Regions from separate parts of the Homo sapiens genome. Here all the other regions are linked to region 4. Evidence: chromatin loops called from intact Hi-C (ENCODE). Cell type or tissue: heart right ventricle. All regions are shown on one strand.

Region 1 (4,000 bases), 190 kb after region 4:
CAAAGAAGCTGACTCATCAGAGCAAATTAAGACATAGCCATTGAGTTTGCTGTTACTCTGATTTTCATCTCAGAGATGCTTCAGATGTTTCAGATTTGGAGAAAAGCCATTTGAAAACATTATGTTGTAGAAAATAAAATATGTAGGAAGTATATGAGGCTCCCTTTTTTTCCTCCTCCTGGGGAGTTTATGTCCCCCATAGAACCCACAAATTAGAGTTCCCATATCTTAATTCCTACTATTATTTTTATCATTAACCCCCCACACACCAAAAAACAAAACTATTAGCATGAGAGAAATAAGATGATTTTTCTCTGAGGTAAAATATTTGGTCACTCTGCAGGAAATCTGAGCAATTACAAAGTCACCTTAAAGAGAGGAGTTTCTCAGACTTTTAAGATGTGAATAGAATCTAACAATATATAATCTAATTGAAAATGTGACTAAAAGAATACAAATATCAATCGGAATGAAAGAAAATGGCATAATTGGGCATAAAAGCAGGGAAAAGGAGACTACAAAGGTTGACAAGACTAATGCAAGTTCTGCTTAGTGGAGAAAACTTACCTGAGGCATCCTAGAATTCGATTCCTACAGCCCTGCCATCACTGCTGTGGAAATGGCACATCGGGCTCCCTTAGCACAAACATTCCATTACTCTTTGTCTTGGCTCCATGACTGGTTTGTCATTAAGCAATGGAAAGGGGTTTTTTATTTTCCCCCCCTGAGGTGGGGATTAGAGTGAAAGAGATTAGGACTATGGAAATCCTTATGGGTTAAAAACCCCGTGGGTGGGGTTAGAAAGGGTGGTTTCAGTTTGAAAAGCCCACCAGGAGTTTAAACCTAGTAATGTATACTCTACCCTCAGGTCCCCCAAATCCATAAGTTAATCATCATTGTTCAATCACAGCATCACAATTCTTTGCCAAAAAGTGATCCACAATATATTCATATATGACCAAATGGAGCCTATATGTACTACATCTGAAATGCATTAGGTGATTATCTTCATTAAAAGAAAAGAACGAAACCTCCCAGAAGAAGGGAGTTTAATTTTTTTGCCCAGTGACCTGTTTGACAACATAGAACTACTGCCTGGCCTGGGAGAAGGATAGACTCCACAGTGAAGATAATTTCTGTCCACTAGTGAAGGTTTGAGAGCCAACTGCAGGCACTAGTACTAGTTGTGCACCTCTGTTCTAAGTAAATAGACTTAGCAAGTTAACAACTTTCACAGCATAGCTATCATAGCCACGGAATCTATCGAACCTATCGTGGTGCCAGCCAGGTACATAGCAGCCTCAACAAATATCAGCTGAAATAATAATTCTTAGGCAATTTGCTTAAGGGTCCCTCTGAAAAAATAAGAATGCTAAACTTACCTACCTTGCAAGTTCCTGAAGAGGTTTAAATGAGTTAATTGCTGTAAGGTGCTTATATACCCGACAAATAGTAAACTCTTATTAGGTGTGTTAAATTAAGATTAATCCATTACAACTGGTGATGTGGAACATGAAAGTCATGATCTCAACTATTTCTATTTCCACCACATTTTATAGTTTAAATGTAATTTATACTTTAAAAGTAATTTCAACAAAGAAAGAAATAAAACTCCAGTTTACGAAGTCTGAAAAACACTAAGGTTGTTTTTATGGACTAACAAAACAGTTCATGAACAATTTAAATTTCTGAATGCATATTTATCATCCTTGTTTCTGTAAGAATGTTGTTTAATTTTTAAAAATTAAATGTATTGGTTAATTTTCACATAATATAACCGTAAAGTCAAACTTTGGTCCCCTTCCTCCATTTATTTTGCAAGCCTGAAACTGCAATTTGGTAATTAGTAGCACATATAATATTCTTTATACACACCAAATTTAAATTTCCACACTATTAACTATTGAACTCTTAACCATTATCTTCAATATTGTGAGCATCTTCTCTTTTAGTCTACTGCTTAATGGAGTGATTTTGCATTAGTACATTATTTGGGGAATATTAGTTATATATATCTTTACTTGGTTCATATGTGAAATACGAAGTATAATATATTGTACTTTTGATTATTTTCAATAATCAGATCGGTAGACATTTATTACTCCAAATATAACTATTACCCGTGAAGTCTGTACAACTTGGATGCTTTTTGGTACTTAATACCTTGGTTGTAAACTATTATGATAGCCCCATACTTTATTTCTTTGCTTCTAATCTCTTCCTCATTAAGCCCAACTTCTGGACTCAGATCAAAGTGATCTAACACAACAACAAACAAACAAAAAATGTCAATTCCCTATCTAAAAATCACCCATAGTCTTCTATAGTCTGCAATATGAAATCTACATTTCTCATGTAACATGAAAGGACCAGTAAATCCACTGCTGGCTGATCACATGAGGCTCACTCCTGAAGTACTTTGCTCTTGCTGTTTCCTCTGTCACCTTTGCTTATAACATTGTTTGCTCCAGATATCCATTTGGCTCAACCCCTCATCTCCTTAGGTTTTTACACTTCTGCTATCTTCTACAACTCCTGATCACTCCATTTCAAATGACAACCCACCCCCTACACTTCCTATATGGATATCTGAAGTCTATTTTCATATGGATATTTCCTATTAAGTCTATTTTCAGATATCCATATAGGATATCTGAATCCATTTTGGATATCCTATAGGATATCTAAAGTCTATTTTGAAACACACACACCAATCACTACCACCATCACCACCAGTTTAAAAGCTTCTTAAGGCTGAATCCTTGGTGCCTGGCATATAATAAGTGCTTAGTAAATATTTATTGAATAAAGGATGAATGAGTGGATAAATTGATAATTATTAGGCCATATAGCTCAGTGTTTTTACCTTATTCTTTATGTTCCCAAAACTATAAATTGCTTGCTTACCCCAAACATGCTATGTTCTCTCATGCCTTGATAACTTACACATATTTATAGAAAACATGTGTAAGTTATCAAGGCATGAGAGAACATAGCATGTTTGCTGTGTTTCCTGCCTCTCTATTCAGTTAACATGGAATCTATTCGTTTACTTAGCAAATATTTTTTGCATGCCTGTTATGTGTTGGGCATGGTGCCAGGAACTAGGAATACAGCAGTTACTAATACAGATAACGTTCCTGACCTCATGAGGCTGCTATTGTATTAGGGAGATGATAGATATTGATGATTACCATAAAGGAAAGAAAGTGATGCTATAGAAGGTAAATGGAGGGTGGAGAGAGGTGTAATTTAAATGGACGCTCCAGGAGGCTTCTTTATGGAGGAGATATTGATGCTAAGACTTCATAGTTGAGAAAAAAAGCAACCTTGGAAGGAAGAAGGAAATCTTTGTCACAGGAAAAGGAAAGAGACTGTGTGTGAAAGCCCTGAGGCAGCAAACATTAAACAGCTCCTTTGATATCAACCTAACTTTTTACTGCCTAGCTCCTAGTTTTTAAAATTGAGTCCTCGATCCACAATGATCTCTTACCAAAATATAAAAGTAGAGGAAAGGCTGAGTTTTCAAACACCTTCTCTAAGTGTCATGATCCCTCAGGCTAACTTAAGTCTTTCTGTATGCTCACATTTTACCTTGTATATTAGAATATTTTTTACATAATATTATAGTAACTTATTTGTTTTTTTCTCTACAAGACAGAACGTTCTTCGAAGATAGGGACCATATCTTTTCATCTTTGTGCTAGTAGACCTAGCACAGTGTCTAGTACATAGAATGCAAACAATAATTGTTTGAGTAAATGAATGTAGAAAGACTTAAGAAAATAGGCAAGAATCATAACATCAGAACTACAGTAACTTCCAATCTTCTTGCAGTTTCTTTTCATTCAAGAGAATATGTCTAAACTTTTATCAAAATCTTCTGTGGCTAATGAATGTTTTACCAAAACTCTAAACTCTTTTAAACTTCCCAGTTTCTCAAAGTCAGTGTGTAAATTATTTTATTCTAGTTTGCACGGAGACAATTTTAAAAGACTGT
Region 2 (4,000 bases), 55 kb after region 4:
ATTAGCAAATCTCCAAGATGACCCTCGGACCCAGAGTGAAATGGACTGAGCTAAATGTTTCTCTCTGGCTTCATCCAAAACTCAGTACATGCGGCAAAGACATCTAAGAGACTGAGCACAGTAGCAAGCACATCTAAGTTTTGCATGCAGACTGGGGAAAAGGACTAGGACATCATTGAGAGGCATTAGGTGAAATGAATGAGCTTCATGAATTGATTCACTGAGACATTCTCAGCATCTGTGAGTTTATATATTTAGCGTCTTGTAAATTATAGAATATTTCTCTATTAAATCCCATAATTCATTTTGTGAGTAGAGGATCTGTCCTATATTGTAAAAATAAACAAACCCAGCCAGACATGCTGGGAAGAACAGCAGTAGTAACATTCCATTAAACTACCTACCTGAGAATTTAATACAAAAAAAAAAGTTGCACAGATCTACGTATTATGTTACAGTAGAGCTCTACATCAATTTGGATATTTTTAGAAAAAGTGCTAAACATAAGAAAGAAATGTATCTAAGTTATTTACGTGATTCAAAATTCTTAAAATTTTAGTCATAGTCCTTAGTAGAAGATGAATATTTTGATTTAGGAAATATTTAGACAATATTTTAAATAAATGAATAAAATCTCTCTATTGAGTGCTTATTATGTATGAGTCAGGTACTGGGACATTGCTGTTACTAACACAAGTAGTTACAAATGGAATAGCTCCATTACCTTTATGGAGTTTATATGCCGGCAAGATGCTCCAACTCTAGGCAATAGCAAAGGTCTGTAAGGAATGCTCTTATCCCTGTATATTAAGCTTATCACAGCTCATACCTTTCTGCACTGTAATTCTTTGTCTATGCATCTGCTTAGATGTACCTATTGCCCAAACAGCTCTTAAAAGGATGGGGCTAATAGAAATTAAAGGTCTTCCCAGGAGACCAAGATAAAATCAAGACTAGTATTTATTCCCCATTTCAGATGAAATAGTTCAAGAAGAAATAATTTTAGGAAGTTATCAATCCTAAAGCTTAGAGTCCATACTACAGATATTTTATTCTGGAGAGGCTTCCTATGTTGTGTGAAGTTACTTAGCATTTTAAGAGTAAATGATGCAAAAACGAGAAGCTTAGAGCAAGCAATGGAAACAACTCTGACAGTATCTTCCTTCTAGTCCTTCTGGAAATATAACTGTCACTCATTTGGTCCATTTTTTTTCCCCCAGAGACTGATAACACTTTAAGGGAGCTGTTGTTGTGGGGTCATGGGGAAAAGTGTCCATAAAATGATGAATATGCTTTCACCATTAACTAACAGTTTTTGTTTGTTAACCTTCATCAAAAGTTTCATTCTATATGAACAAGGTTCAGAAAACCACCTGTAAAATGATCCTAGATTCTTATAAATGTTTAGCACAATGTTGCTTCTAATAGCATTTCCTAAAGCAGTGTAGGTGTTCATTAAATATTTTTGAAAGAGTATGTCAATGAATAAAGGTATGTGAAAGATAGCAACTCCATCATGTATTCAAACAAAATAGGTATTTCATGTTTGAGGGCTCAGTCTTAAAGTAGATATCCAGTTTACTTAAAATTTTGTATCTTCTCTGGAAAGACAGGATGCTTTGGGTTCTATTTTCTGAGACCATTGTATTGAACACACTAATTTTTATTACTTCACTTCTAAAACTGACCAGAATGAGATACAAGAAGTAGATCTTGCAATGGCATTTGCTACATTTTACATAAAGTTACAGTGAAGTTCCAACATGGGACCAAAGGAACCTCCAAATGAATTTCAATTAGACTGAAGTGTTCTTATTAAGTCATGGTCGTAAAACATGACATGACTAATATATATTTTTTTAATTTTCTAAAAATTTAAATGAGAAAAGTAATATTTATAAGACTTAATGAGAAGGAACAACATTAATGAAGAGATGAAACTAATAATAATTTATTTTTAAAAACTATCCTCATTTCACCTTTAAACATCACAAGCACTGAAGGGCAAACAATGGTTTTCCATTTGAGCACAGTCTGGAGTCCTTGGTGAATGAGCCAAGCTGTCTCCTATGTCCCCTCTAATGCTTGCCAATTTTCTGTCATTTCCTTCTTTGTACTATAGTGTTTGTGTGACAAAGGTCTCTGAGTATGTTTCAAAACATCTTTAGCTATTTAGCAGGGTACCAACAAGCACGTATCTAAAAGTGTTACTTCTCCACGTGGTTTGTCAGAAGATACAAATCAGAATTCACTTTACCCTTTTCCATAAAGAAATGACTTGAAAGCTTATTGTGGAACCAATGGCATACTTTGCTAAAAAAAAAAAAAAAAAAAAAAAAAAAAAAAAAAAAAAAATTCCAGTGGCTTAGCCAATTACTGTACTTCTATATACAACAGAACACTAAAACTATTTACTCAACTATATTCTTTTTATATTCATTGCACACTTATATCTGTTTGCAATCATTTACTTTTCCTGATGAGCATTTATTGTTTGTGATTGAACCACTGTGGATTAGACATGACTGAGGATTCTAGTCACATGATATGGAAACCCAACCTCATTCCCCTCCTCTAGTACCTCCTCTTGCTCCTCACAGGTGGCAATAAAGTAACCTGTTGTGAAGCGCGTTGCACACACTTCACAATTTTTATCTGAAGTGCACTTCACTCATTTTATAGCATTTCTTTATTTTTCAAAACAATTTAACCTGAAGCTTTGTTTGTAAATACTAAGAATATCAGATTAAATTCCTTAAGTAGTCATCTTAATCAGTAATTTGTGCCAAAAGCAAAATGAGCCGCAGTCACATCAAGAACTTTATATTTCTTTGCTCTGAAACATTTCCTTCCATTTAATCATCCCACTCTACAACCTTAAGCAGTCTTTTTCAATCATTTCTCAGCAGTTTAAAACTCTTTTTTTTTTTTTTTTTGCCTGACTGTAATTCTTGAGTTCCAGAGCTTATCTTTTCCCCAGGTGAAAACTGTTTTATTATCCTCAGGTGTTAGCTTTCTTGAACTCTTAGAACAGTTAATTACACAGTTATCATTATCCTTTACAAAAGTATCAGATTCCAAATAATTAGTATTTGCATAGTACATCATTTGAAAATATTTTTCCTTTCCTCTTGTCAGGATTACAGAAGTCTCATATATTGCCCCACAAATCCACTTTTATTATTTAGTCAGTTACACCTGAAAACAAGATAGGTTGCCTATTTCTCTTTGAGATAGAGATCCCATCTGAATTGTGAGTTCTCTCAAGGAGTGTCAACAAGTTTACCCCTTTGGAAGTATTAGCCTTAAATGGTTCCCCAGAATTCAGTCTAGCACCAACCAACCATTCCCCAAATAATAAAAGAAAGTGACCTTTTTTGTAAAGGCAAAGAAGCCTATCTAATTCTTTTCCAGGGCTTGTAGAATAGCAGAATAGCATGGAGAAACAGAAGGAACTGCTTTTCTTTTTTTGTATCAACCTTAATTGTGTCTCGAAATATGCATAACTTAAGTTGACTTTCTGTATAAGTAACGACTCTGTCATTCCTGGCGGTGTTGTCTGATCTTATGTAGCCATATTATGAAACACACCATATAATAAAAATTCTGCTATGTAACAAAATCTGCCCCCACCCCACAAATAAGACATGTGGCACCCACACTCAAGAAAATTTCTATGATCACTAATGATTAGTAAGTTTTATGTATAAAAAGATTTTTGTTTTCTTCTGTCTAGGAGTCAAATTGTTAAGATTGGTCTTTTAGGTTATTTCTTAAATATATTTGTCAGTTGTGACAGCAAGCCAAAAAACATTTTCAGAGTTCCATGAAAGAAGGTCATTCAAATTCTAGTCTCATTTTAAATACATATTTTTTCCAAGTTGGAAGAGGATAATCAAATTGGCCAGATTTTTAGAGCATCCTTCTGAAAAGATTAATCTTAAAAACCTATCAGAAAACATAAATAAGAAATCTGAAGGAAAAGAAGTTTCAGGTACAA
Region 3 (4,000 bases), 140 kb after region 4:
TAATACGGGAGGTGAAAGCCCAAGTACTTTGCCCAGAGTTCCGCTTCAAGATTAAGAAATCACTCCCTTGGCTGACAGGTCACAGCTTAGGCCTTGCTCAGAAATGACCCTCAGAGAAAAGGATCAGTTTTATCCTCTTCCAGGGCAAACATACATTAAATTTCTGTTTCTTGAAAGAGATACAACAGTCCAGTCTTCTTGTCTTTCTTTCATATAAATCTGTACAACTATCTCAGCTTCAGAGCTCCCCACAAGATTGGCTGAGTTCTCTGTTGCAACTGCTGTGTATCCAATTCCTCTCTCTTCTGATATTGCTTCCCTCACTCACCTATAAGGGTGGCTTCCAAGAACACTTTCTAATAAAATTCCTGTATGTGTTTTTCATCTTAAAGTCAGTTTTCAGAGAACGTACTCTAACACAATTTTTTTTTAGTGAGCTTTTTTTCTGGACACGTTATGTGAAATTCTAATCTTTCATCTTCATCTCCATCCCCCTGCTCCTTACCTCTGTTCTCTGTTTGGTTTTTCTTAGCAACTGTCACCATCTATAATTCTATATACTTTACAGATGTATCTTATTGTCTGTGTAAATTTTAACCTTACAGATACATACATACACAGGTACAAATACTAGAAATTAAGCTCTATGAGGGCATGTCTCTAACTATTTTGTTTACTGCTGAAACTCTCATTCCTGACATATAACAGGAGAACATTGTTAGGTAAACAGATTCCTAAAATTCCAGAACTAAAATTTCATATTTGAAATCATTTGGGAAGGAGAATTATGCAATTTTAATACAGAGTAAAGAGCTCTTTAATACTATACATCTATTGATCTTCCACCATTCACCAATGATTTCAACAAACAAAATTTTATTTTATGTACTACCAGCTTAGAACCCACAAATCGAAGAGAAGAACTAGAGAGAATGGCCACTGGAAAGTGTACTGTCTGGGTGATGAGGAAGGACAAACCAATTGCAGCAGATTCCTCTAGAGAGATCTCAGAAGTGAAGAATCGCCCAGGCTGGGCCTGGTGGCTCACACCTATAATAACAGCAGCTTGGGAGGCCAAGGCAGGAGGATCCCAGGAGTTTGAGAGAAGCCTGGGCAATACAGTGAGACATTCTCTCTACAAAAAATTAAAAAATTAGGCAGAGTGCAGTGGCTCACGCCAATAATCCCAGCACTTTAGGAGGCTGAGGTGGGTAGATTGCTTGAGCTCAGGTGTTTGAGAACAGACTGGGCAATATGGCAAAACCCCATCTCTACCAAACATACAAAAAAATTAGCCAGGCATGGTGGTGCACACCTGTGGTTCCACCTACTTGGGAGGCTGAGGTGGGAGGGTCACTGGAGCCTGGGAAGTCAAGGCTGTAGCGAGTTATGATTGTGTCACTGAGCCTGGGTAACAGAGCAATACCTTTTCTCACACACACACACAAAACCTAAAAAATTAAAAATTAGCCAAGTGTAGTGGCATGTGCCTATAGTCCAAGCTACTTGGGAGGCTGGGGTGGGAGGATCACTTGAACCCAGGAGGCTGAGGCTGTAAGTGAGCTGTGATTGTGCCAGCACTATGGCCTGGGTGACAGTGCAAGGCCCTGTCTCAAAAAAAAAAAAAAAAAAAAGAAAAGAAAAGAAAAGAAAATATAAAAGATCAGCCAATGGATGTTAGTAGATGTGAAGTGTAATGGTAGGTTCTTTCTTAATGAATGAGTACTATGCAAAAAAAGTCATCTGTGGAAGAGCAAGATATCCCTAGTGAGGAAAAGAAGAATGAGTAAAAACTAAAATGGGACTCCTAGTTCGGAAAGAGTAAAAGCCCACCTATAATAGAGACTGTTATGAGAAGTACAGGCATAACTCATTTTATTGTGCTTCACTTATTGTGCTTTGCAAATATGGGAGTTTTTTTTTTTTAACAAATTAAAGGTTTTTGTCATCCCTGCTTTGAGCAAGTCTATCAGCATCATTTTTTCAACAGCATGTACTCACTTTGTGTCTGTGTATCATATTTTGGTAACTTTCTCAACATTTCATACTTACAATTATTGTTATATCTATTATAGTGGTATGTGATCTTTGGTATTACTATAGTAATAGCTTTGGGGTACCATGAACAGTGTCCATATAAGACAACAAACGTAATGCACGTGTGTGTTCTGACTGCTCCACCAACTGGCCGTTCCCCTCTCTCTCCCTCTCCTTCGGCATTCCTAGTCCTTGACACAAAACAATACTAAAATTAGGTCAATTAATAACCCTACAATGGCCTGTAGGTATTCAAGTGAAAGGAAGAGTCACATGCCTCTCACTTTAAATCAAAATCTGGAAATGATTAAGCTTAGTGAAGAAGGCAGGTCAAAAGATGAGATGACAAGCTGAAAGCTAGGCCTCTTGGAACAGTTAGCCAAGTTGTGAATATAAAGGAAAAGTTTTGAAATAAATTGAAAGTGCCACTCCAGTGAACACACAACTGATAAGGAAGTGAAACAGGCTTATTGCTGATATGGAGAAAGTTTGAGTGGCCATGGATAGAAGATCAAAACAAACACAACATTCCTTTAAGACAAAGCCTAATCTAGAGTAAGGCTCTAACTCTCTTCAATTCTATGAAGGCTGAAAAAGGTGAGGGAGCTGCAGAAGAAAACTTGGAAGCTAGCAGAGGTTGGTTCATGAGATTTAAGAAATAAGCCGTTTCCAGAAGATAAAAGTGCAAAGCAAAACAGCAAGTGCTGATACAGAAATTGTGGCAAATTATCCAGAAGATCTAGCTAAGATCATTGATGAAGATGGCTACACTAAATGCAGATTTTCAATGTCATTAAGTAGTCATATTACAAGAAGCTGCTACTTAGGACTTTCAAAGCTAGAGAGGGAAGTTAATGTCCAGCTTCAGAGCTTTGAAGGACAGGCTGACACTCTTTTTAAGGGCTAATGCAGCTGGTGACTTTAAGTTGAAGCCAATGCTCATTTAACATTCCAAAAATCCTAGGGTCCTTAAAACTGATACTGCTATGCCTGTGCTCTATAAAAGGAAAAACAAAGCCTGGATGACAGCACATTTGTTTGTAGCCTGGTTTACTAAATATGTTAAGCCCTCTATTGAGACTTACTGCTCAAAATAAAAGATTCCTTTTGAAATATTGAAATTGACAATGCACATGGTAATTCAGAGCTCTGATGATATACAAAAAGATTACTATTTATATACTACTATATAAATACTCCTAAGAAGTTATATAACAAGGACAACAAAAAGTAGTAACTATTTTCTTGTTAGGCTTTATGTAAAAATCAAGTTTGTGTTGTTTTCCAAGTTATCGATATTCCTATACTTTAATTTTAAAAAGTATTGAAACCATGTTCAATGGCCAATGAAACTGCACCTCTTGATGTTTAATATATGGTGTTTATCTGTAAACATTTATTTTGTTAATATTTACACAGTGATTTATAAAAGATTATAAACTGCTGAAGGCTCAGAGGATTGTTAGCATTTTTAGCAATTTTTTTTTGTTAAGGTATGCACATTGCTTTTTTAGACATAGTGCTATTGCACACTTAATAGACTACAGTATAGTATAAACATAATTTTCATATGGCCTGGGAAACTAAAACATTTGTGTGATCACTTTACCGTGATATTCACTTTATTGCGGTGGTCTGGAACAGAATCTGCAGTATCCTTGAGGTCTGCCTGTGATTGGGAAATATATTTGGATAGTTAGATAGTGCTAACTATATTATTGAGTACATGGTATGCTCATGTACTCAGTAATAACATATGTTACAGGAGTAACACAGGAGGAAGTAGTAAATATAGAATCATTTGTTTTTTCCAGCCAGAAAGGAGTAATAATTAAACTTGCCTTTGAGGGAATTTAGCCTGGCACAATCAGACCGATTGGACTGGGATAGAGTGGAGCCTAGAGTAAGGAAACCTAAGTGAGAAGCTGTTGCAACAATCAGGGCTGAAATTGCTGAGAAATAT
Region 4 (4,000 bases):
AATGGAAAAACAAGTAAAACCTAATAATTCTAATGATAGGATTAATTACATGAGTTCTAGAGTATTTTAAAATAGATAACTTTGTTGTTTGTCTACTCACTGCCACAGCCAGATTGAGAACTGTGAAGTTGTCAGCCTCTGTTCCAACTGATAGTGAAGGTTCGAAGATGGCACCATTGGGCTGCAGGAAAGAGACTGTGTTGTCCTCAGCGTCCTGGGTTACATTTTCCTTGGCTAGAAAACGAACTCTAAAGAAATAGCAGTAAACAAAATTCAAAACATTTGTCATATGTGAACATTAGATCTCAAATGTCATTCATTCAACAAATGATTTTTGAACACACAGAATATGCCAGATAGATAGTATGTAAGCAATGGTGTTAAAATGAGAAATCAGCCAGGGTCTCTAGCAAACTAACGAGAAGGGGTCTTAAACTGGCAAACTGGAAATTAAAATAGTGAGAGAGAAGGAATATTGTTATAATGGAGACTCCATGGGAAAACACAAAACAGATCCAGATCCAGATTTAGAATGGTCAGGGTAGGGGTGAGGGTTAAAACACTTTTTAGTACAAGTCTACATAAATGGTCTATGTAACAAATACAAGTTTAGTTAGGTAAAGTACGGCAGATGGTAGCATGCATAAGAACGAACATAATATGTTTTGGGAAATGCAGATATTTGAGTGTGGTTGGATTACAGAGTAAGAGGTGAGGAGAGTAGTGGAAATAAAGTTATTGAAACAAGTAAGATCTCAAACATAAAAGAGTTGCATCTAATACTCAAACGAGACTTTATCCTGAGGATAAGGAGGAAAAAGTACAGGGGCTTCAGCAGGGGAATATTTAGAGCACATTTTCTTATATTAGAAAGAATGATCAAAATACAAGGCCTATCCAGCACTGCTTTTTCCCTTTTTCAGGACTTCTTTAATGAGAATTAGAGATAAGAATATAATTTCCATTTTTAAGGGTTATAGACTAACTTCCCCAGCCCCTCAAGTATATTGAATACTTTTGCTAGTTCTAATCTCCTGACTCTAACATATCTAGGCTGCAAAGTACCAACTACATTTTAGGAACGCGGTGAAGGGTGATTATTACAGGAAAAATACATTTCACAAGTGGAAGATATTCACTGAGAAGAAATAAGATATATATCATAATTGCACTGTCATATTTGAATGCCTGTGAAGTGAGTAGATAGCCAAGGTAAAGACTTAAGCAATTGGACTGAATTTTTTAAAAACCCATTTTATTCCATTATAATAAAAATGTAAATTCCTACAGGGTAGGGGTTTATGAGTGTTTTGTATCTCTAAGCATCATGCCTGGTATATAATGAGTTCTCAGTAAATGTATTTACTAAACAAATGTCTCAGATTCTTTAAAAAGAGGATTCAAAGTTGGCTAGAAATATATTTTTAATATAATTTTATTAAAACTACTATTCTTGAAGTACTGCAGACACACAAAGAATATAAAAATCTGAAACAGCACTCAGGACAATTGTATTTTAAATTAGTGTGCATATTACTAATATTTCAAATCAAAGTACTTCAATTTTCAGAAATATGCCCATATATTAAAACAATAGCAACATAATTGTCACGTTACCTAAAGTGTACTGACAACATTATACCAGTAGATGGCAGTCACTAGAAGAAAAATCCTTAAAACAGCCCTGCCTTTAGAATGTTGTTTTAAAAAGGGAACATAATTACTGAATTTTTTGTTTAAAAGTTAGACTGTATGGAAGTTTTGGAACGTGTTTGTTTATAAGGTCAAGGGAAGGAATTTATGCTTTTCTCAAGATTACTTTTTATATTCTTTCCAAAGCAAAGTAACTCAAAAAATGAATTACAGATCTAAGAATATTCTGAAGGAATTACAGCATCTTCATAGAGATGGTGTAGGTAGAAACACACATAAGATCTCAACCCAAGCAATTTCGTGCTTTGATTCAGGTCATATCTTGTCAAAGTGTAATCAAGCTTACTTTAGCAGACAATGGCCAAATACAGCCTGTGGTTCTGTTTGAGGAGGGACATTCTCACATACTTCCAATGTCAGATGGATTTAGGGTATAATTAGTTATGAAAAAGCATGTTTAGCTCAACACATGCACTATCAAAGTGTTAATTTTTTTTCTAAAAGGTACTGGTTGTTTTTCCATTATTTAAGGCACTCAGGCAAACAATAAAAGACTATTTTGGTGACATGCTGAGACAAGATGACCTACAGATAATCAGGAATCCCTTTAAAATTGTTACAGAAAGAGCTATTTATGGATTCTAAAATTTAGCTGTAAATGCAACTGTTCTTCTCCAGTCTTTGCTCCATTGCCTCTCTAAGCAAACCAAATATATCTAACACATCCCCTTTTTGTCCCTTAGAGAGATAGGTTAAAGGCTTTAAGAATAAAATATAGATCAGCTGTCAACTACCAGAGGAGAACTATTTCAATAATATGTTTTCTCATATCCCAAATAATATATTTAAAAGTGAAAAATATGGTCGGGCATGGTGGGTCACACCTGTAATCCCAACACTTTGCGAGGCCAAGGCACATAGATTGCTTGAGCCCAGGAGTTTGAGGCCAGCATGAGCAACATGGCGAAACCTTGTCTACAAAACAAAACCCATAAAAATTAGCTGGGTATAGTGGCATGCGCCTGTGGTCCCAGCTACTCAGGAGGCTGAGGTGGGAGGATCACTTGAGCCTAGGAGGTTGAGGATGCAGTGAACTGTGATCGTGCCACTGCACTCTAGAGTGGGTGACAGAACAAGACCTTGCCTCAAAAAATAAACAAAATTAAAAACAGAAGTGAAAAATATAACTTCCCCCAAACAAACAAAAAAAATCATGATGAGTTCTCAAATTCTAACAACTATTTTCTTTCCTCACACTTACTCAGTTCACTTAGGTTCTATTTCTTAAACAATTATGCTGATACTCTCCTTAGGTCATATGTGAATTCTAGATTTTCATAAGTATATATACACCTATGAATACATATATATATATGTGTGTATATATATATGGTACACCTAACAACATTCTTTGCAACAAGATACTTGTATAGACTCTTGCTAATAATATAAAAACTTTAAGACCATGAAGAAAATTCTAAGGTAAGATGTTTTTGTACCCATAAAAACTAAGTCTTCATTGACAAAATTATGAATTGTCACAGATGCGCACAGAGACACCCGATTCGGGTAAAACTGCTAAGACAGGACATGCACCAAGGCCCTCTGGGGCTTATATGTCATGTGCTATGGTAGTAGGCACCACCCTCACCATGCCTGTTATTTCATTTTATTTTGGGTGTGAATTTTCAATCTGGAAGCATAGTAATGCTTTGGGGAAGAAGGAAAATTATACAATCATCCGATAACCAAAACAGATAAGATGCTAAAACTACAAATTATAAAAAATCATTAGAAATACAAAACTTTGTGATGAGAACTAATCATGGTGTATAACTAGTTGTGATTATCCATGAGGGAAAATACACATTTAGGTAACAAATTCTATAGCAGAACATAACTATGTTTCCATATGGATACCATAAATATATTCCTAATCCTTGGTTAAGGTAGTGTTTTTGGCACCTCAATCTCCCCCTTTTTTCCCTTTTTAGTGAAAAAGACAGAGTGTCTATAATTGAAATGGAAGAAAAGGTATACAAAAATCTAGGAGCTACCAGTACCTACATCTGTGTGAACATGGACAAGTGACCTCACATCCACTGGATCAGGCATTTTTAACTCACAAAATGACAGATTCTGGCTGATCATTTCCTCTAGTTCTAATACTCTAAGATTCTGTTCAAAAGTGTGTTAAACTATCAGGGAAGGCAGAGGAAAGATATAAAATATTGTCTCAACACTAGAGGAAATATAAGAGTGAAACTAAAATAGATCAATGTAAACATCTATATGACCCAGAAGTTAATTTGAATATAAATCTTGAGTAGGTACCGCAGTTAGGAAA
Region 5 (4,000 bases), 110 kb after region 4:
GGGAAATGGAGGAGGATATCACTCCCATTGTACAAGGAAGACAAAAAGTGTTTATTTCCTTTCATGTTGATTAAATTTCAAAGGGAAAGGTTAAAATGGAGAATATGAAAAACAGAACTTTGGTCCCATATGTTCTCATTGCCTTGTGCTGTAAATTTGAAAACACTATGTGAACTGGCAGCCTCCAAGACCTCCAATAGCAGGAACTGATATAATCTAAAATTAGATATTAATGGGGAAAGTTTCTGGGGTTATTCAAAAATGTCCTTTTGTTTGTTTTCTTTTGTGTCACTAAGTAAATGTTATAAATTGCAAGTCAAAGGTTCTGGGATGCTTCCAAAAGACAACTCCCTCTTATACTGAGCACAGATTCTGGGATAATTATGGATAACTAATAGGAATTCATTATGAAAGAGAACAAGACTCATCACAGTAAACTAGTTGTGTTAAAGGAACAAGTGAACAGACAGAACTACCACTTAAGAAAATAAAAATGAGCTTTTGTACAATGATAAGGGGTAGATAGTTACCAACATTAATAGTTGGGAAGTTAATGAAAAAAATATTTATGACATGTACCAATTTGAGAGTAAGAATGAGAGAAAGCTAAAACTAAGAACCTTAGTGAGTAATTGCTTCTGGACAAAATCCCTAGCCTTCAGTCACAAACTCAAGCCTGACTTGTTACCAATTCAATAACACCTTTCCTAAAACTACCCCTCATTCTTGTAGAACAAATATACTCTCTGCAGTTCCTCTGCATAGAATATGTATTTCTATTTCATATTTATATTACTTGGCTTTATACTAAACAAAGTGGACAAATGCCATTCAATTATGCATATTACAAATAATTATTGGTCACATTCTACTTACCAGAAAAATGTACCAGGGTCTTGGTAAATGCCAGTGCAATGGTACTGCTACAGAGGGTTTTACTAGCTAGTGGGGGAGATGGATAATAAATAAATAATAAATTTATGAAGAAAGGGCTTATAAGTCTATTAATTTGACAAACTGGTATGGCATTTCAGATAGAATTAAGAGATTTAAGAATGCAAAAATGTATGATTGGGAGAGAAGGGGACAGAGCAGGCTGGTGAGGAGATGGTGCTGGATAGGAAAGCCAAGACCTGATACAAGGGACCTGAATGCCAGGCCAAGGAATTAGACTTGATTTTCTAGGCCAGAATCTTAATTGGTAGGGATTCAGAAATCTCTATTTTAACAAGCTCTCAGGATGATTCATATGCTAAACTACCCAGCCTAATCAAATAAAAGAACCCTTTGGCCATTATCAGACATCAATAGTATGGCTTATAGATTATTTTTCTAAAATGATATAGCATTATTATTGTCTTCACATTCTTAGAATTATTTGTTGTTAAAGTTATATCAGTGATTTTTAAGTTGAAACAAGAAACTGTCATTTTCATATCTCAAACATTAAAATATCAATAGTTAACATATATTTCAATCTAGTTACTAAAATTTTACAAGTATTTAAAGAGAATAACATCACATATTATAGGGCTTTCATAACCTGGACCTTGATTATTTAACATGTGAGCTTTATCACAAACCCTTCAAAAATTAGGTCTTAATGAATTAATGTATTTATTGCCCATTCATGTATCTCGCTAACATTAGTTGAGTGCCGAATCCAGGGGTCAGGTCTAGTTCTAGACTCTAGAGATACCACAATGAAGGTGACTACAAAATCTCTGTAGTCAGAGAGCTTATGTTAATGGCCTGAAAGATCTTTTTAAAGTGATCTTCCACTAGACTTGAAGTAGGAAAACCTGGATTCTAATTTTGTCTTGGCCCTAAATTTGATGGTTTATTTGAGAAAAATATCCAGATTTTTGATCCATGACATAAAAATGTTTATATGTACTTTTACATAATCTCTAAATATCTCCTAGGCATAAAATTTCAAGCTTCTATTTTTCCACATATTTCATAAACTTCCAGGCTTTTCTCAGATATTTATACCATTAATTTTAATACCTTACTTCACAATATCTTTATTTCCATTTTGTTCATTCTCCTTATAGTATAGTTCTTATAGTTCTATTTTGTTTATTTCTTTTATCACTTTTGTCAATTTTTACAAATTGTCAGATAAAATCGTATGTATTTATCATGTACAACATGTTTCAAGGTGTATTTACATTGTGAAATGACTAAATCTAGCTAATTAACATATGAATTCATTCACATAGTTATATATTTTGTAGTAAGAACACCTATCCACTCTCTTAGCATTTTTCAAGAGTTCTATATATTACTAATCATATTGTAATACATAATAGTATCACTATATTGTACAATAGAGCTCTTGAACTTATTCCTCCCATCTAACTGTACTTTTATATCCTTTGACCAACATCTTCCCAGACCCCTTTCCTCAACTGCCCCAGCCCTTGGTAACACCATTCTACCCTTTGCTTATATGACATCAACTTTTTCAGATTCTACATATGAGTGAGATAATGTGGTATTTGTCTTTTTGTGCCTTGCTTATTTCACTTAACATTATATCCTCCAGGTTTCATATTTTAAAATTGGTACCCCTGACAAGTGTATTTACTGTAGTAGTCCATTTTCACGGTGCTGATAAAGACATACCTGAGACTGGGAAATTTACAAAAGAAAGAGGTTTATTGGACTTACAGTTCTACGTGGCTGGGGAGGCCACACAATCATTGCCGAAGGCAAGGAGGACCAAGTCATATCTTACGTGGATGGAGGCAGGCAAAGAGAGAGACTGTTCAGAGAAACTCCCGTTTTTAAAAACATCAGATTTCATGAGACCCAATCACTATTACAAGAACAGCATGGGAAAGACCCACCCTTATGATTCAATCATCTCTCACTGGGTCCCTCCCACAACACTTGGGAATTATGGGAGCTACAAGATGAGATTTGGGTGGGGACACAGAGCCAAACCATATCATTTCATCTCTGGCCCCTCCCAAATCTCATATCTTCACGTTTCAAAGCCAATCATGCCTTCTCAACAGTCCTCCAAAGTCTCACCTCATTTCAGCGTTAACTCAAAAGTCCACAGTCCAAAGTTTCATATGAGACAAGGCAAGTCCCTTCCGCCTATGAGCCTGTAAAATCAAAAGCAACTTAGTTACTTCCTAGATAGATACAATGGGGGTACAGAAATTGAGTAAATACAGCCATTCCAGATGGGAGAAACTGGCCAAAACAAAGGGCTACAGGCCCCATGCAAGTATGAAATCCAGCAGAGCAGTCAAATCTTAAAGCTCCAAAATGATTTCCTTTGATTCCATGTCTCACATCCAGGTCACGCTAATGCAAGAGGTAGGATCTCAAAGTCTTGGACAGTTCTGGCTCTGTGGCTTTGCAGGGTACAGCCGCCCTCCCAGCTGCCTTCACAAGCTGATGTTGAGTGTCTGTGGCTTTTCCAGGCCCATGGTGCAAGCTGTCAGTGGATCTACCATTCTAGGGTCAGTAGGATAGTGGCCCTCTTCTCACAGCTCCACTAGGCAGTGCCCCAGTAGGGACTCTGTGTGGGGCCTCCCACTCCACCTTTCTCTTCTGCACTGCCTTAGCAGAGATTCTCCATGAGGACCCCACCCCTAGAGCAAACTTCTACCTGGGCATTTAGGTATTTTCTTGGTTCTTCTGAAATCTAGGCAGAGGTTCCCAAACCTCAATTCTTGACTTCTGTGCACTCGCAGGCTCAACACCATGTGGAAGCTGCCAAGGCTTGAGGCTTGCACCCTCTGAAGCCATAGCCCGAGCTCCACATTGGCCCCTTTCAGTCATGGCTGGAGCAGCTGGGATGCAGAGCACCAAGTCCCTAGGCTGTACACAATGCAGAGACATTTCCCCCATTGTCTTAAGGATTAATATTTGGCTCCTCATTACTTATGCAAATTTTTGCAGCTGGCTTGAATTTCTCCTCAGAAAATGGGATTTTCTTTTCTGTTGCACTGTCAGGCAGCAAATTCTCCAAACTTTT
Region 6 (4,000 bases), 230 kb after region 4:
AACTGAAGGAAGTCACAATTTATTACCGCAGAATATATTTCTTGGATGTATTTTGAAATGGCTGCCACAGGGCCAGCAGACTGAAGTGGCCCTGCAAAGCAGTCTTTTGTGGCAGAAATTTGCATCTGTAGAGAATCTCCATTAATGCAGCTAATGTTTCCTAGATCCGTTTCTAGGCCCTTTCCTGGATCTAGGATAGATTAGCCGAGAGTCTGACACCTTTAATGTTCCAAAAAGAGACACCACCTAATCTCTCTGAGGGCTTCTACCTCTGAGGTTTTGTCAGAAGCATGTGAACCCGAGCAACTCCATCTTGAATAGGAGCTGGGTAAAATGAGGCTGAAACCTACTGGGCTGCATTCCCAGATAGTTAAGGCATTCTAAGTCACAGGATGAGATAGGAGGACAGCACTATATACAGGCCACAAAGATCTTGATGATAAAACAGTTTGCAGTAAAGAAGCCGGCCAAAACCCACCAAAACCCACATGGTCATGAGTGACCTCTGGTCATCCTCACTGCTACACTCCCACCAGCACCATGACAGTTTACAAATGCCATGGCAACATCAGGAAGTTACTCTAAATGGTCTAAAATGGGGAGGCATGAATAATCCACCCCTTGTTTAGCATATCATCAAGAAATAACCATAAAAATGGGCAACCAGTAGCCTTCGGGCCTGCTTTGTCTATGGAGTAGCCATTCTTTTATTCCTTTACTTCCTTAATAAACTTCCTTTCACTTTACTGTAAAGACTTGCCCTAATTTCTTTCTTATGTGAGATCCAAGAACCCTCTCTTGGAGTCTGGATCGGGACCCCTTTCCCATAACAGTTTTCGTCTACACAGCAAGACCACCTTTGCTAGGCAAGCCTCCTATTCTGCCCCTCCCATCACCTATCTTGCCACAAAAACCTGATTTAACAGCATAACCTGTTTCTTCCCATGCTCTGAACCAACTGTCTTTCTACAACCTCAAGGTGGTATATAAGCTTCAGTATCTTACTGGGGGTTGAGTCTTCATGCTGAAGGCTCCTCTGTATACATGTCAAATACATGTGTATGCCTTTTCTCCTATTAATCTGCCTCATGTCAGGAATTTTTGAACCTCCAGAGGGCCAAAGGCCTTGACCCCTACACAACAAAGCTTATTTCTTACGGTTAATTTTGAACATTCTAAAGCCAGAACTAGTGTATTTAATTTTAAAATGTTGTGCTCATTGAGTAAAAAAATGTAAGATTGTCCAGAAACATAATATTTATCTTAAACCAAAAAGCTTAGTCACTAGATGATTTGAATTTCTCTTCCATTTTTACATTTCTGGTCTGTGTCTTCAGCAACAACCATGATTTTTCTTCCATTTGGTAGTAATTGTACCTTCAACACCCCAAAATAATTTTTGAAACAAAGTGTTCAATGTAATAGCAATGTTATGAACCAAATTCATAAAATCACAAACATAGGATGTATCATATTTATAACAAAAACTTGGCATGGCCCAGTGGCCTTCTAACCAAAAAAAAAAAAAAAAAAAGAAAAAAAAAACGCAAAACAAACAAAAAATAAAACCTTCATTTTATAGCATTATTGTGTCTTTTTTTATTTAATCATTGACAAATAGTACTTTCTTATACTTCAAAGTTTTAAATGCTGAAATATCTTTTATGCATCAATGTCCAAGCATTGACTTTACAGTATTTTTCTCATTACTCTGAATTTTAAGAATTATGTTTGATATTAAGTTAAAATTTATTTGCTCTTTACATCAATCTATAATCAAGAGCATTTCTAAGAAGCTCTCTTACGATTCTCAAATAGGATTGACAAAATAGCTCTTTTAACTAATGCATATATAATGCAATAAAGGGCAAAACTATAATCTACGTATTTCATTAAATGCTTTCTGAAGGCAGGACCCAATTATCAGAGGTTCAGTTTCTTCACTACTTACGGTCGAATCTTCAAAAGGTTTTCTTTGTCTTGTATTGTTTGCGGTAGAGTAAATGGTTGCATAGGTGGTTGTGTGCTGCTCCCTACTGGAGAATAGCAAAGTCATGAATTCATGGGTAAGGCAACAACGAGTCTTCTTATCATTGTTTTCCCAGCTCTGTTCAAGATAGAAATTTAGGGCTCAGGTATATTTAAGCTTTCATATTTTATGTCCACCCTAGACTATGTTTCTAAGTAATAAAATAGGTTACAAATCTAGTCCACAAACATATGCCACACTCACTCTAAATGTCAGCAAATGATGTCCTCTTTTATTGTATTTATTTATTTTTTTTGAGATGGGATCTCACTGTCACCCAGGCTGGAGTGCAGTGGCATGATCTTAGCTCGCTGCAGCCTCAACCCCCTGGGCTCAAGCAATTCTTCCATCTTAGCCTCCCTCATAGTTGAACTACAGGCACATGCCATTACGCCTGGCTAATTTTTGTAGAGACAAGTTTTTGCCATGTTGACCAGGCTGGTCTCAAACTCTTAAGCGCAAGTGATCCTCCCACCTCAGCCTCCCAAAATGCTGGGAGCCCCCGCACCCGGCTGATGTTCTCTTTTAATTTATGAAAAAGATTAAGGCCAACATAACAGAAGGACATGGATAATGGTTAAAAGCAGAGTTAGACAGGTCTGGCTTTACATCATACCTTGATTGTCCTGTGATATTAGGTAAGTTGCCTAAACATTAAGCCTTACATTTTATCATCTATATAATGTGAGTTATCCCACGAAATGTTAGTTATCTCATAAGATCATTGTGAGAATTAAATTCCATGCAGAAAGCACTTATCATGGTTCCTGGAATATAATACATGCTTAACAGGTGTCAAAGTAACAATGATAATTCAATTAGCTACTCGATATTTTCTGCAACCAAAACCAAAATTTCTCCAAAAGCAACTTCCCTCCCTACCTCAGTATGTCCCTATAAGAATTGTGTCAGGTTCTCTTGAAGGCTCCGCCCACACTTGTGTTCTTTGTCTTAAGCTCTATCGCATCACCTGCTACTTTTCTCTATTAATGAATCCCTCTTTTAAACTTCTTTTCCTATGTACTGATTTTTCCTCCCTGAGCACAAACAAACACGCTTTTCTGTTTTGAGATTTAGCCCTATCATGACCTTTTTTTGCAAAACCAAAGTTTCTAAATATGAGTCTGCATTGGCCACTTTCCGGTCTCTTACTCCTTGTTACGTAGTACTACTTTTCTCACCCTACTCAAACTCTTTTTTTCAGGGTCACCTATGTTTGGTCTCCTTTTGGCCACATTTAATATCCATGTCTCTATTCTTGCTCTCTGTGAGCTATTTGCAGCCTCGACTTGGTTTTCTTCAGTTTCAGAACACAGCTCTCTTTTCCTCCCTTCTTAAATTTCCCCTTCATATTGACTGCTTAAATATGGACATAGCCTTGAATTATCATTTTGCCTCTTTCCATTTTGTTCTGTACTGTTTCTGATCTTATCTTTATTTTTGTCTTATCACTCATTGCCCCCTCTGTGAATGAGTCTCATGTCCACCATTATCAGCCACATTTCAGTATGTGTTCTAAAGCCCGATGGCTGTCTTTATTTCGAGAGCTCAATGATATCTTTTCCCCAAACCGTCTCCTGCTTAGTTTCCATATTTTTTATGTTTTATACCTTACTCAGGCTCATGTTCCTAGATTGATCTTGATTTATTTCACCTTCCTATTCCCTATCATCAAGTCTGTCAAAAGTCTTAAGTCTCCAGAAACTTTTTCTTTTCAAAATCAACTATTCTTTTGTTTCTATTCCCAGAGCTTCAGTTCTAGTTAGGGTTCTTATCTCATGATACCAAACAATAATTGTCTCCTACCTGAACCCCCTGAAGCTACATCCTTTACATTCAAAGTGGTTCAAACACTTTCGTAAGTCCTGCCTTTCTAATCCAGTGCTTTCTGTATTCCTTCTTTGCTGAAAACTTTCATATTGATGTCATTTCAGAGTTTTATAGAGTCAAAAGGAAATAAAGTTTGGAAAG
Region 7 (4,000 bases), 220 kb after region 4:
CTCTTTACACTCTCATTTATTTGTTTATTATTATTATTATTATTTTGAGATGGAGTCTCGCTCTGTCACCCAAGCTGGTGTACAGCGGCGCGATCTTGGCTCACTGCAAGCTCCGCCTCCCGAGTTCACACCATTCTCCTGCCTCAGCCTCACGAGTAGCTGGGACTACAGGTGCCCACCACTGCACCCAGCTAATTTTTTGTTTTTTAGTACAGAAGGGGTTTCACCTTGTTAGCCAGCATGGTCTCGATCTCCTGACCTCGTGATCCACCCGCCTCGGCCTCCCAAAGTGCTGGGATTACAGGCTTGAGCCACCGACTCTCATTTATTTTTTGCTATAAATTTGTAAGTTTTCTAAGATGGCAGCAATGATTTCAGAAAAAAAATTTGAGGCAGGAGTAATAAATGACAGTGATTTTAATATTCTACAGATTAGTACAACATGATATAAATAAGAATAAGGAGAAAAATTATGAAATTCTGCTTATGATGAATAAACTGCAATAAGAGAGGTGCCTTTATTCAGTGAAACCCTTAGAGGAATCATAGACACTATTAAGTGAGAGAAATCCTGTTATTAACTCCTTCCTTCTCCCACCTGCTACCTTTGAAAGAAGTAATATTGTGTGATATGAATCAACTCAGCCTATTGCTCAGGAATGTAAGATCTGAAGCCAGACTCCTTGGGTTCAAACCCAGGCTCTACTACAAGTTCAAACCTAAGCTTTACTACTTGCTAACTCTGTAACTCTGTGACTTAAATGCTGAGCTTCAGTTTCTTTATTGTTTGTTTGTTTGTTTGTTTGTTTGTTTGAGACAGGATCTCATTCTTTCACTCATGCTATAGTGCAGTGGTGCAAACATGGCTCACTGCAGCCTTGACCTTCTAGACTCAAGCAATCCTCCCGCCTTAGCCTCCTGAGTAGCTGGGGCCACAAGCACACACCACTATGCACAGCTAATGTTTCAATTTTTTGTAAAGAGGAGGTCTCATCATGTTGTCCAGGCTGGTCTCAAACTCCTGGGCTTAAGTAATCCTCCTGCCTTGGCCTCCCAATGCAGCTGGAATTTCAGGTGTGAGCCACCATGCCTGACCCAGTTTCCTCATTGTTAATATGACCCTAATAATGGTTTCCTAATCCATTGATTTGTTATAAGAGGTATACTAATGTATATAAAGTACATAACACAATACCTGGTACATATTAAACATCAAACTAGCTGTTATTTTTGTGACTGCAGCCTTTTTACAAACACAGAAGTGACAAAAAGTACACTGAAAAGCCTCTGAAAGATTCCCAGTTTCCAGTCTGACATTGAAGGAGCTTGGATGAGGTCACTCTATCCTAAGAAGTAAAGTTTCAGTTGGCTATTCTGATACTTTTTCCTCTCCATATACATTTTAGAATCTGTTGTTATCTACAAAATAACTCGCTAGGGTTTTTACTGGAATTGTGTTTAATCTATAAAGCAAGCTAGGAAGAACTGACATATTGATGAGTACTCCTATCCATGAACATGGAATGTCTCATTATTTATTTAGTTATTTGGTTTTTTCATCAGAGTTCTTATGTGTGGACATAACTATCTATACACAAATGTACTTTTACATGTGGGCGTAAGTAACTATACACAAGTGTTTTTGTATTTTGTTTGTTTGTTTGTTTTGTTGTTTTAGAGACAGAGTCTCACTCTGTTGCCCAGGCTGGAGTGCAATGGCACAATCTCAGCTCACTGCAACCTCTGCCTTCCGGGTTCAAGTGATTCTCCTGCCTCAGCCTCCCAAGTAGCTGGGATTACAAGTGCCCGCCACCATGCCCAGCTAATTTTTGTATTTTTGGTAGAGACAGGGTTTCACCATGTTGGCCAGGATGGTCTCAACCTTGTGATCTGCCTACCTTGGCTTCCCAAAGTGCTTGGATTACAGGCATGCATCACTGCTCCCAGCCCCATACACAAGTGTTTATAGCAGCTTTATTCATAAGTGCCAAAACTTGAAAGCAACCAAGACGTCCTTCAGTAGATGAATGAATAAGCAAACTGAGGTACAATGGAATATTATTCAGCTCTTAAAAATAAAGCCATAAAGCTATGATAAGTCATGCATAAAACTTAAATCCATATTACTAAGTGAAACAAGCCAATCTAAGAAGATTATGTTCAGTATGATTCCAAGTATATGGCATTCTGGAAAAGGCAAAATTCTGGAGCCAGTAAAAAAATCCATGGTTGCCAGGTTGAGGGAGGGAAGGATGAACAGGCAAAACACAGAAGATTTTTAGGGCCGTAGAACTAGTTTGTATATTATAATCATGGGTAGAAGTCATTCATTTTGTCAAAACTCATAGAATATACAACACCAAGAGTTCAGCCAGCCCTGCATGAATTAAACATTTTCTCTATTGCAATTTTCCTGTCTTAATGAATCAGATCTATCTGGGCAGTGGGCAAAATTAACCCATTGGGTGTTTATGCTACCTTTTCTCCCTCTCTGTCTCTTTCTCTTTCTTTTTTCTCCACTTCCTCCTCCCTCTCTTGTTTTGTGTTCCTTCTTTTAGAAGACACTTCTTTTATTTATTTTTTTCTCTCATGCTTCATGAAATACCTACCCTTCTTGTAATATCTGAAAACTAGCAATCGCCTCAGTATCACCTGAACTAGTCTTTGTATCTGTTAATGCTCCAAAGTCCTGCAACTAGTGCTGCTAAATTCTCGGAACTATCACCTTGAGCCTGTTATACATTTTCAAGGGTAACTCTCAGATAACTGAAAATATCTTAAGTGGTTCCTGCATTGCTATAAAGAAGTACCTGAGACTAGGTAATTTATAAAGAAAAGAGGTTTAATTGGCTCATGGTTCTGCAAGCTTTAAGGAAGCAGCATGGTGCTGGCATCTGCTCAGCTTCTAGGGAGACCTCAGGAAACTTACAATCATGGTGGAAGGCAAAGCAGGAGGGAGCAGACATATCACATGGCAAAAGCAGGAACAAGAAAGAGAGAAGGTGGGGGGTGGGGGATGCCACACACTTTTAAACAACCAGATCTCATGTGAACTCAGAGCAAGATCTCACTTATCACCAAAGGGATGTCCCAAGCCATTCATGAGGGATCTGCCTGAATGACCGGAACACCTCCCACCCAGCCCTATCTCCAACACTGGAGATCACATCTCAACATGAGATTTGGTGGGGGACAAATATCCAAACTATGTCACAAACTCTATAAACTTCCTTAATTTTCTGAACTTAGTCACCTTTATAGATACATTGAGGATAGTCCAACTGCTTTTTGTTGAGAGACAATTCTCCATTAAACTCTTACGTTATTCCACATTCAGGCATAACAGCCAATTTGCTCTACGACTATCTTTTTAGGAAGGCTTTTATAAACAGAGAGCCAGGGAAAGATGGAGACAGACTTCCTCTGTAGAAAATTTATACTCTTTAATTTACTTCCATGGATAGAGAAATCTTTCTTCCAAGAAACATTCCAGAACAATAATTTAGAGACATTTCTCTCCCCTTCTGGGAGGGGATTTGCACTGTTATGCATTTGATTGCATAAGAATACTCTCACAATGAATTTTTGTTGCTGCTTTACCTTGTTTATATTTTCCAATTTACTTTATTTTTTCTGAGCTTCAGTCTCCTATGTGTAGATTTCTAATAATACTAGAACCTATATTTTTGGATTGTGTGAAAGATTGAGTCATTATGCCTATTAATAGTAATTAATTTATTACTATAATTGATATATATTAATTCATACACTAAAATCACTCTTTTGCATTAATTGGATTTGATTACAGATATTTAAAAACTTAATTTTTAAATCTAAATTACAAATTTCTGATAGTATGTTTTACAGAAATAAATACTTCAATGAGATTAAAATGCTTCCCACATTAAAAAAAAATGCAAAATATAATTATCTTCCTGTTTGTTGCAAAGTTTATGAAGCTGTTTGTTTTCCCTCTACTTTTCATCAAATTTCTGCAATT

What was found. A loop is a pair of places that touch in the nucleus more often than their neighbours do. Peaks named below come from ENCODE experiments on the same cell type or tissue, not always from the same donor. Only the 100,000 strongest peaks of a DNase experiment are listed, where the experiment ranks them.
Region 1: a loop joins it to region 4, with 2.8 times the contacts of the local background. A loop is called at or near these places in 13 of 110 quality-filtered maps.
Region 2: it touches region 4 in a loop (2.5-fold over the local background); 10 of 110 quality-filtered maps call a loop at or near these places.
Region 3: it touches region 4 in a loop (4-fold over the local background); 18 of 110 quality-filtered maps call a loop at or near these places.
Region 5: a loop joins it to region 4, with 2.8 times the contacts of the local background. A loop is called at or near these places in 6 of 110 quality-filtered maps.
Region 6: a loop joins it to region 4, with 7 times the contacts of the local background. A loop is called at or near these places in 86 of 110 quality-filtered maps.
Region 7: a loop joins it to region 4, with 4 times the contacts of the local background. A loop is called at or near these places in 85 of 110 quality-filtered maps.

The regions. Positions count from the first base shown.
Region 1 is chr7:80,462,814-80,466,813 of GRCh38, reverse strand. All of the region lies in intron 5 of GNAT3 (G protein subunit alpha transducin 3), which reads left to right. Among named protein-coding and RNA genes, the nearest start is that of GNAT3, 47 kb to the left of the region's middle. In heart right ventricle, no CTCF peak of the experiment used is centred here; no DNase peak of the experiment used is centred here; H3K27ac peaks cover 121 bases.
Region 2 is chr7:80,602,706-80,606,705 of GRCh38, reverse strand. It overlaps a transcript of CD36 not described here. Among named protein-coding and RNA genes, the nearest start is that of CD36, 34 kb to the left of the region's middle. In heart right ventricle, no CTCF peak of the experiment used is centred here; no DNase peak of the experiment used is centred here; H3K4me3 peaks cover 3,920 bases; H3K27ac peaks cover 4,000 bases.
Region 3 is chr7:80,515,847-80,519,846 of GRCh38, reverse strand. No RefSeq gene overlaps it. Among named protein-coding and RNA genes, the nearest start is that of GNAT3, 5.8 kb to the right of the region's middle. In heart right ventricle, a CTCF peak has its summit at 2,189 (motif pointing left); no DNase peak of the experiment used is centred here; H3K27ac peaks cover 1,434 bases.
Region 4 is chr7:80,657,311-80,661,310 of GRCh38, reverse strand. It overlaps CD36 (CD36 molecule (CD36 blood group)), which reads right to left. Exons shown (of 15, transcript NM_001001548.3): 5 at 101-248. Among named protein-coding and RNA genes, the nearest start is that of CD36, 21 kb to the right of the region's middle. In heart right ventricle, CTCF peaks have their summits at 1,484 and 1,684 (motif pointing right); no DNase peak of the experiment used is centred here; H3K27ac peaks cover 4,000 bases.
Region 5 is chr7:80,545,310-80,549,309 of GRCh38, reverse strand. LOC124901685 (a long non-coding RNA gene) reads right to left here. Exons shown (of 3, transcript XR_007060402.1): 2 at 3,043-3,119; 3 at 2,643-2,770. Among named protein-coding and RNA genes, the nearest start is that of GNAT3, 35 kb to the right of the region's middle. In heart right ventricle, no CTCF peak of the experiment used is centred here; no DNase peak of the experiment used is centred here; H3K27ac peaks cover 1,701 bases.
Region 6 is chr7:80,426,664-80,430,663 of GRCh38, reverse strand. No RefSeq gene overlaps it. Among named protein-coding and RNA genes, the nearest start is that of GNAT3, 83 kb to the left of the region's middle. In heart right ventricle, a CTCF peak has its summit at 2,033 (motif pointing left); a DNase peak (open chromatin) is centred at 2,026.
Region 7 is chr7:80,435,103-80,439,102 of GRCh38, reverse strand. No RefSeq gene overlaps it. Among named protein-coding and RNA genes, the nearest start is that of GNAT3, 75 kb to the left of the region's middle. In heart right ventricle, no CTCF peak of the experiment used is centred here; no DNase peak of the experiment used is centred here.